Regions from separate parts of the Homo sapiens genome. Here region 2 is linked to region 1. Evidence: chromatin contacts called from ENCODE Hi-C or POLR2A ChIA-PET data. All regions are on one chromosome and are shown on one strand. The core of a region is the stretch at or near the end of the contact, and the rest is flanking DNA. Distances in the headings are between cores, read along the strand shown. Region 1 overlaps AGAP1 (ArfGAP with GTPase domain, ankyrin repeat and PH domain 1). Region 2 overlaps AGAP1 (ArfGAP with GTPase domain, ankyrin repeat and PH domain 1).

The links. Hi-C counts contacts between places; a loop is a spot of excess contacts on that map. ChIA-PET counts read pairs that join two places held with the same protein, here RNA polymerase II (POLR2A).
Region 2: a loop to region 1 is called in a map of mesothelial cell of epicardium, with 31 times the contacts of the local background. The contact joins two enhancer-like sites. A Hi-C loop is called at or near these places in 1 of 168 maps with a recorded cell type or tissue (mesothelial cell of epicardium). POLR2A ChIA-PET finds 5 or more read pairs at or near these places in 1 of 52 experiments (GM10248).

The regions. Positions count from the first base shown.
Region 1 is chr2:235,576,046-235,578,948 of GRCh38, forward strand. The region is part of intron 1 of AGAP1 (ArfGAP with GTPase domain, ankyrin repeat and PH domain 1); the gene reads left to right. Among named protein-coding and RNA genes, the nearest start is that of TNRC17, 60 kb to the left of the region's middle. Within about 2 kb of position 1,611, at least 6 of the 41 ENCODE cell types and tissues checked have a DNase peak (open chromatin) inside an H3K27ac peak, as active enhancers do.
Region 2 is chr2:235,629,461-235,632,186 of GRCh38, forward strand. All of the region lies in intron 1 of AGAP1 (ArfGAP with GTPase domain, ankyrin repeat and PH domain 1), which reads left to right. Among named protein-coding and RNA genes, the nearest start is that of TNRC17, 110 kb to the left of the region's middle. RefSeq lists an enhancer at 1,759-2,632. Within about 2 kb of position 1,436, at least 2 of the 41 ENCODE cell types and tissues checked have a DNase peak (open chromatin) inside an H3K27ac peak, as active enhancers do.

The DNA of each region.
Region 1 (2,903 bases), core at 361-2,860:
ACAGCCTGTGATAAGCCGCTGTGTGGCAGAGACCAACTGTGGGTGATTTGTCGCTCCCCAGAGCCCGGTTGCAACAGGAGGAGCCACCAGGCTGGGAGGGCACCAGGCAGGAGGCTGGGTCCATACCTGGCGCAACCCTGGGCCTCAGGTTCCCCAGTGGCAAAGGTAGGATAGGGGCTTTGGTCGCCTCTGTGCTATGAGTCTTTGTCCAGTTTGTCAGTCACCATATTCGTTTTACTCTCCAGTCTTTTCTATAAAAGTGTTTGGGGGCCAGAAGTTGTTAACCTGGTTCACTAGAAGCTAATGCATTGATTATTTTTGTGTGTGTTGTACTCAGCACGTGCTTCTCAGTGCGCTGTGTCCTCATTTGCTGTTTCCCCTGAAGTTTGACGAGTATGGTATATTCTGGTCACCAGGCAGGTGGTGCTTGGGGAATATCTCCTCTCCGTGTGCTGGAAGCATTGCCTGATTTTAATGAGGTGACTCACTGCAGCTGGTTTTAAGAACTTTGTTGCAGGTATTGGTTGACTGCAGTGTTCCCAAGTGGTCGTGCTGTGCCCTAAAGGCTGCTAGAACCTCAGGGGCCGTTGAGGGCAGGTTCGAGTCCCGCAGGCAAGAAGGTGGAACTCTAGAGAGGAGGGGGATGCCTTGGCCTGGGCCCCCTCTGAGGGAGGACTGTCGCCCCTGCTGCTGGGAGCATCATTAGCTGCAGCTCCTCATGGAGAGATGCCCAGCGTAAGGGTACATCCTGTCAGACCCTCTTCCCGTGACTGTTCTTCCAGGGTGTGAAGGGCAGAAAGGTGGGGCCATCTGGACCCATCATGGGACAATTCTAATGGCCTCTCCATTGCTCCCTGTTGGGTTGGCGAGATGGCCTCAGGTTTGCCTGGCAGTTCAGCCTCTCTCTGGCCAGTTCTGCTTCTTCCCCTCCTTCCACAGGTATCCATCTTCCCTCCATACCCCAAATGCCAAACTCTACCTCTGCATCTTCACCAAGAAAAGCATTTCTGTTGTCCTGAAATATCAGGCCTTCCTGAACCCCCTTGTACCTCTGTCCAGTGGAAGTAGAATGCCAGCCACATACGTCATTTAAAGTTTTCTACTAGCTACATTAGAAAAAATAAAAGAAACAGATGAAATTAATTTTAATAAACTGTTTAATCCAACATATCCAAAATATTATCCTTTCATTGCAATTATCTGGAATTTGTGGACGAGGTTTGCTATAATCCTGTTTGGTACTGATGCTTTGGGTGGTGCTGTGTAATGTTCATTCATCGCACATTTCAATTCGGCCACATTTTAGTGCTCAGTAGCACCTGTGGCTGGAGCTACTGTATTGGGCACCACGGCCTTAGGGTTTTGATTAAAACCCCATTCTCTTGACCTTCTGCCCAAAGCCTTTGCCAGATGAGACACTGCCTCTCGCTGAATGCCTGCTTGGAGCAGAGTCCTGTGTTTGTTTGGAAATGATCGGAAGCTCCTGTGTCCCTGGTCGCTTGCTGGAGTCGGTGGGAGCTGAGAGTCCCTTGCTGCCCGGAGCATGGCTGTGTGGCTGCCTGACTACATGGTTCTTCCCCCGGTTATTTTTGTTTGGGCAGTTAACTCTGAGCATTCGGAACATTCGCCGAGTGGAACGTGTGTGTCGTCATCCCCTCGAAGGCTTGGCTGATTGAGCCAGTAAACAAAAAGTGCATTCAACACAGGCTTGTCTGCTGGCCTCCCCCGGGAGAGAGAGTAGGTTTGCTATTCCTGAAATGTAATCCCTCCTTCAGCGCTGCACAAAAGGCCCATGTCTGCTCGCTGGGACCTGATAGTTCGCCTTTGTACGGATGAAAAAAACCAAACACTGAGCCTGGTCTGAGCGGGGCTGTTTGTTGAGGCTCCTGATGCAGACAAGGGAGCAGTGTCTGCACAGGGGGTCTGGATCGCACCCGACACCATCCAGGTGCCTGCGTGTGCTGGTCCCGCCATCAGGACTTCCCCTCGTGAGGAGCTGGGTACCACTGTTATCCTGCCTGCTGGTCTGAGGGTCCGAGCGTGATTGGGAGCAGAGACAAGAGTTCCAGGGCGAGCCTCAGTTCTGGGACCACCATTGACCAGTAGAGCTATAAAGGACTTGGCCACCAAGGTTGGAGCTGAGCCCCCCATGTCATGAAACTGCCACTGTCAGAGCCAGCCTGAGCTCCACGGTGCCCGTCTCCTACCTGCACTGTGCCCCCACACCTTTGTTGACAAGGACCTGACCTCTCCTCAAACTACAACCTAAGAACCACAATGCCTGTTCCCCTTACCTGCCCCCAGGTGTCCTGGGAGAAGTCAGTGACATGATTAAGACCTTTAAAAATGATGGTAAGCATGTGCCAGTGTGAATGTACTTAGTGCCACTGAGCTGCACACTTAAAAGTGGGTAGAATGATGCATTTTGTGTGTATTTTGCCACAGTTTAAAAAATTACAGACTGGACGCAGTGGCTTATGCCACCCCAGCACTTTGGGAGGCTGAGGCAGGCGGATCACTTGAGGTCAGGAGTTTGAGACCAGCCTGGGCAACATGGTGAAACCTCGTCTCTACTAAAAATACAAAAAAATTAGCTGGATGTGGTGGTGTGCACCTGTAATCCCAGCTACTTGGGAGGCTGAGGCAGGAGAATTGCTTGAACCCAGGAGGCGGAGGTTGCAGTAAGCCGACATTGTGCCACTGCACTCCAGCCTGGGCAATACAGCGAGACTCAGTCTCAAAAAAAAAAAAAAAATTTTTTTTTTACAATAAGCTATTTAAATAAACATTTGTGTATAGCCCAATAGTTTTTCACTGTTGAGGGTCAAAATTTTACCTTTGTCTACCTATCTGCCTGTCCCTCTAGCTGTCAGTCACACAGACGGATATAGATATGTAATTTG
Region 2 (2,726 bases), core at 186-2,685, 53 kb after region 1:
ACCAAGAAAAGGAGAACAGGACAGAGACATGAAAATCAGCAGGTGAGTATCGAGTGTCCAGCACAGGGGCCAGGTGTCCAGCATGGGGACTTCATGAGGTATTTTAAGAGTAAGAAGTCATTGAGGGGCCGGGCGCAGTGGCTCATACCTGTAATCCCAGCACTTTGGAAGGCCAGGGCAGGGGGATTGCTTGAGCCCAAGAGTTTAAGACCAGCCCTGGCAACATAGTAAGACCCTATCTCTACAATAAATGTAAAAAAAAAAAAAAATAGCTGGACGTGGTGGCGTGTACTTGTAGTCCCAGCCCCTCTGGAGGATCCCTTGAGCCAGGAGGTCAAGACTGCAGTGAGCCATGATCATACTACTGCACTCCAGCCTGGGTGACTGAGGGAGACCCTGTCTCAAAAAAAAAAAAAAAAAAAAGAAAGAACAGAAATCACCATTGATAATGTGGCATGAATAGACTTCATGACAGACATTACTCCAGAGATTTTTATGATGCTTTATTAATTAAAGTATCATCTTCAAAGCAGATGTTAACCACTTCATCACTGTATACAAAATGTCTGATTACATTTAATTTTTTTTTCCAGCAGGATGGAAATGCATTAAGATGAAACTTTAAAAATATAGGACTGTAGAAAGATTTTGTGCCAAATTAAACATATACTGAAACAAATAAGTTGTTTTTTGAAAACCCAGGGAGCTATCACACGATTGTTAATATTTTAGTGGAATTCCTCCTAAACGTCTTTCTGTACTTTTTTTTTTGAGACAAAGTCTTGCTCTGTTGCCCAGGCTGGAGTGCAATGGCACTATCTCAGCTCACTGCAACCTCTGCTTCCCGGGTTCATCCAATTCTGCCTCAACCTCCCGAGTAGTTGGGATTACAGGTGTGCACCACCAAGCCCAGCTAATTTTTGTATTTTTAATAGAGACAGGGTTTCACCATGTTGATCAGGCTGGTCTCGAACTCCTGACCTCAGGTGATCCACCTGCCTCGGCCTCCCAAAGTGCTGGGATTACAGGCGTGAGCCACCATGCCCGGCCCCTGTACATTGTTTTTTTAAAGATGTTTGAGATAGGGTTTGTAGCCTTATTAACACATTAGCATTTTTCCGTGTCGTGTTGTAATATTGCACATCCATGTTACTGGTAAGCTGTATTTGAGAAAGAATTAGGGGGTTAGTTTGGGGAGCAGCAGCTGATGTGTGCCTCAGTTCTCAAGTTAATTGGTCCTGCTCCTTCTCTGCCCTGGTGTGCCCCTCGGCTCGCCACTGGCTTAGGTGCAGGTACATTTGTCCTTCATCGGAACAGGACCACCCTCCCTTGGCTGCCACCATGGCAACGCTCAGCCCCGCTGCCTCCGTTTGTCATTTCTCCTCCTAATGATTTGAACTGAGGTCTGTGTGCTGGCCCAGCCCGTTGCGGGTCTGCATAATGTATGAACACGAGTGACAGCCAGCCGCAGCCCGATCAAAACAAAGAGCCGCTGCACGAGAGGGGCAGATTGCGGAAGCATATTGTGAACACATTCTCTGGTAACTGTGAATCGTGTCGTAAAACGCGTCTTTGGCCTGTCAAAAATATTTTGACAGGGCCCACAGTCTAGCTCCTTCATATGCAAATGCACTGGTAATGCCTGGATACCAGGGTTACACACTCAGGGAAAATCCACAGGACGAGGGCTGATGTTAGCAGGGTTCATTACTTCTGCAAATAAACACGTTGAAGAGCCTCCTTCCAGTGGGTAAATGGCAAACTCGATAACTGGAATGCTGTCAGATCCCAGGGTAACAAAAGGGTGGTGTCCCCTAAAGGCTTGGAAGGATTGAGTTAGGAGAGTTCAACTGAAAAGTCAAGCATGGCGCAAGGAAGGACGATGGATTAGCCAACCATGACCGGCCAGGCTGTGCGAGCTAGCCAAGGAGAGGCCACGAGGCGGGAGAGCCAAGGAGGACAGCCTCCGGGTGGGCCATCACTGCTGGTAGAGAGGGTTTCTGGGTCCCAGGACCGGACTGCGTGGTCCTGGTTATACCTGCTGGTCAAAGGTCAGTCTGCCAAGGCCCCTCCTTGTGAAGATGGACACTGAGGGCACCCTTCCTAGAGGACCTATTTCCTCTTGGTGCTCTTCTGCTTTTTGCTTCTTCCCTGGGCTTGCTTTCCGTGTGATTCTGGGCAAGTTGGTTAACCTCTCTGTGCTTAGGTGACCTTCGATGGCACGGGGGATAGCAGTATCTGCTTCACATGGTCAGAAAATTCTGTGAGGTGACACACGGAGCCTTGGAGCTGCCTGTGGCAGGTGGCGGTGCTAATTAAGTTCCGGCTGTTGTGACGGTCTCCTCGGCTGGGTGGCCCTTCCTGCTGTCAGGTGTGGCCACTCTCGTGAGATGCAACTGGAGGTGTTTTGTGGCAGCTTCTGGAAGGCCTGCCTTTGACCCTTCCTTTCTGCTTTTTCCATCTGTTACCTGCATGCATATATGATGGCTGGCCACCATCTGAGACTGGGACAGCAAGGGTCATGTTGGCATTGGAAGGGGTCTGGGTTTATGGGGTCACCAGCCTCAAGGGACAGCCCACCTGGAGATTTTGTTAAGGGGTAAGAGAAATATTCTTCTGTCTTGTATAAGCCACTGTTATTTGGGGTTTTCAGACATATGTGGCCAAGTGATTCTAATTAGCATACAAGGTGAGAATGTGTTATCTGCAAGATCCAGAGCTTAGCC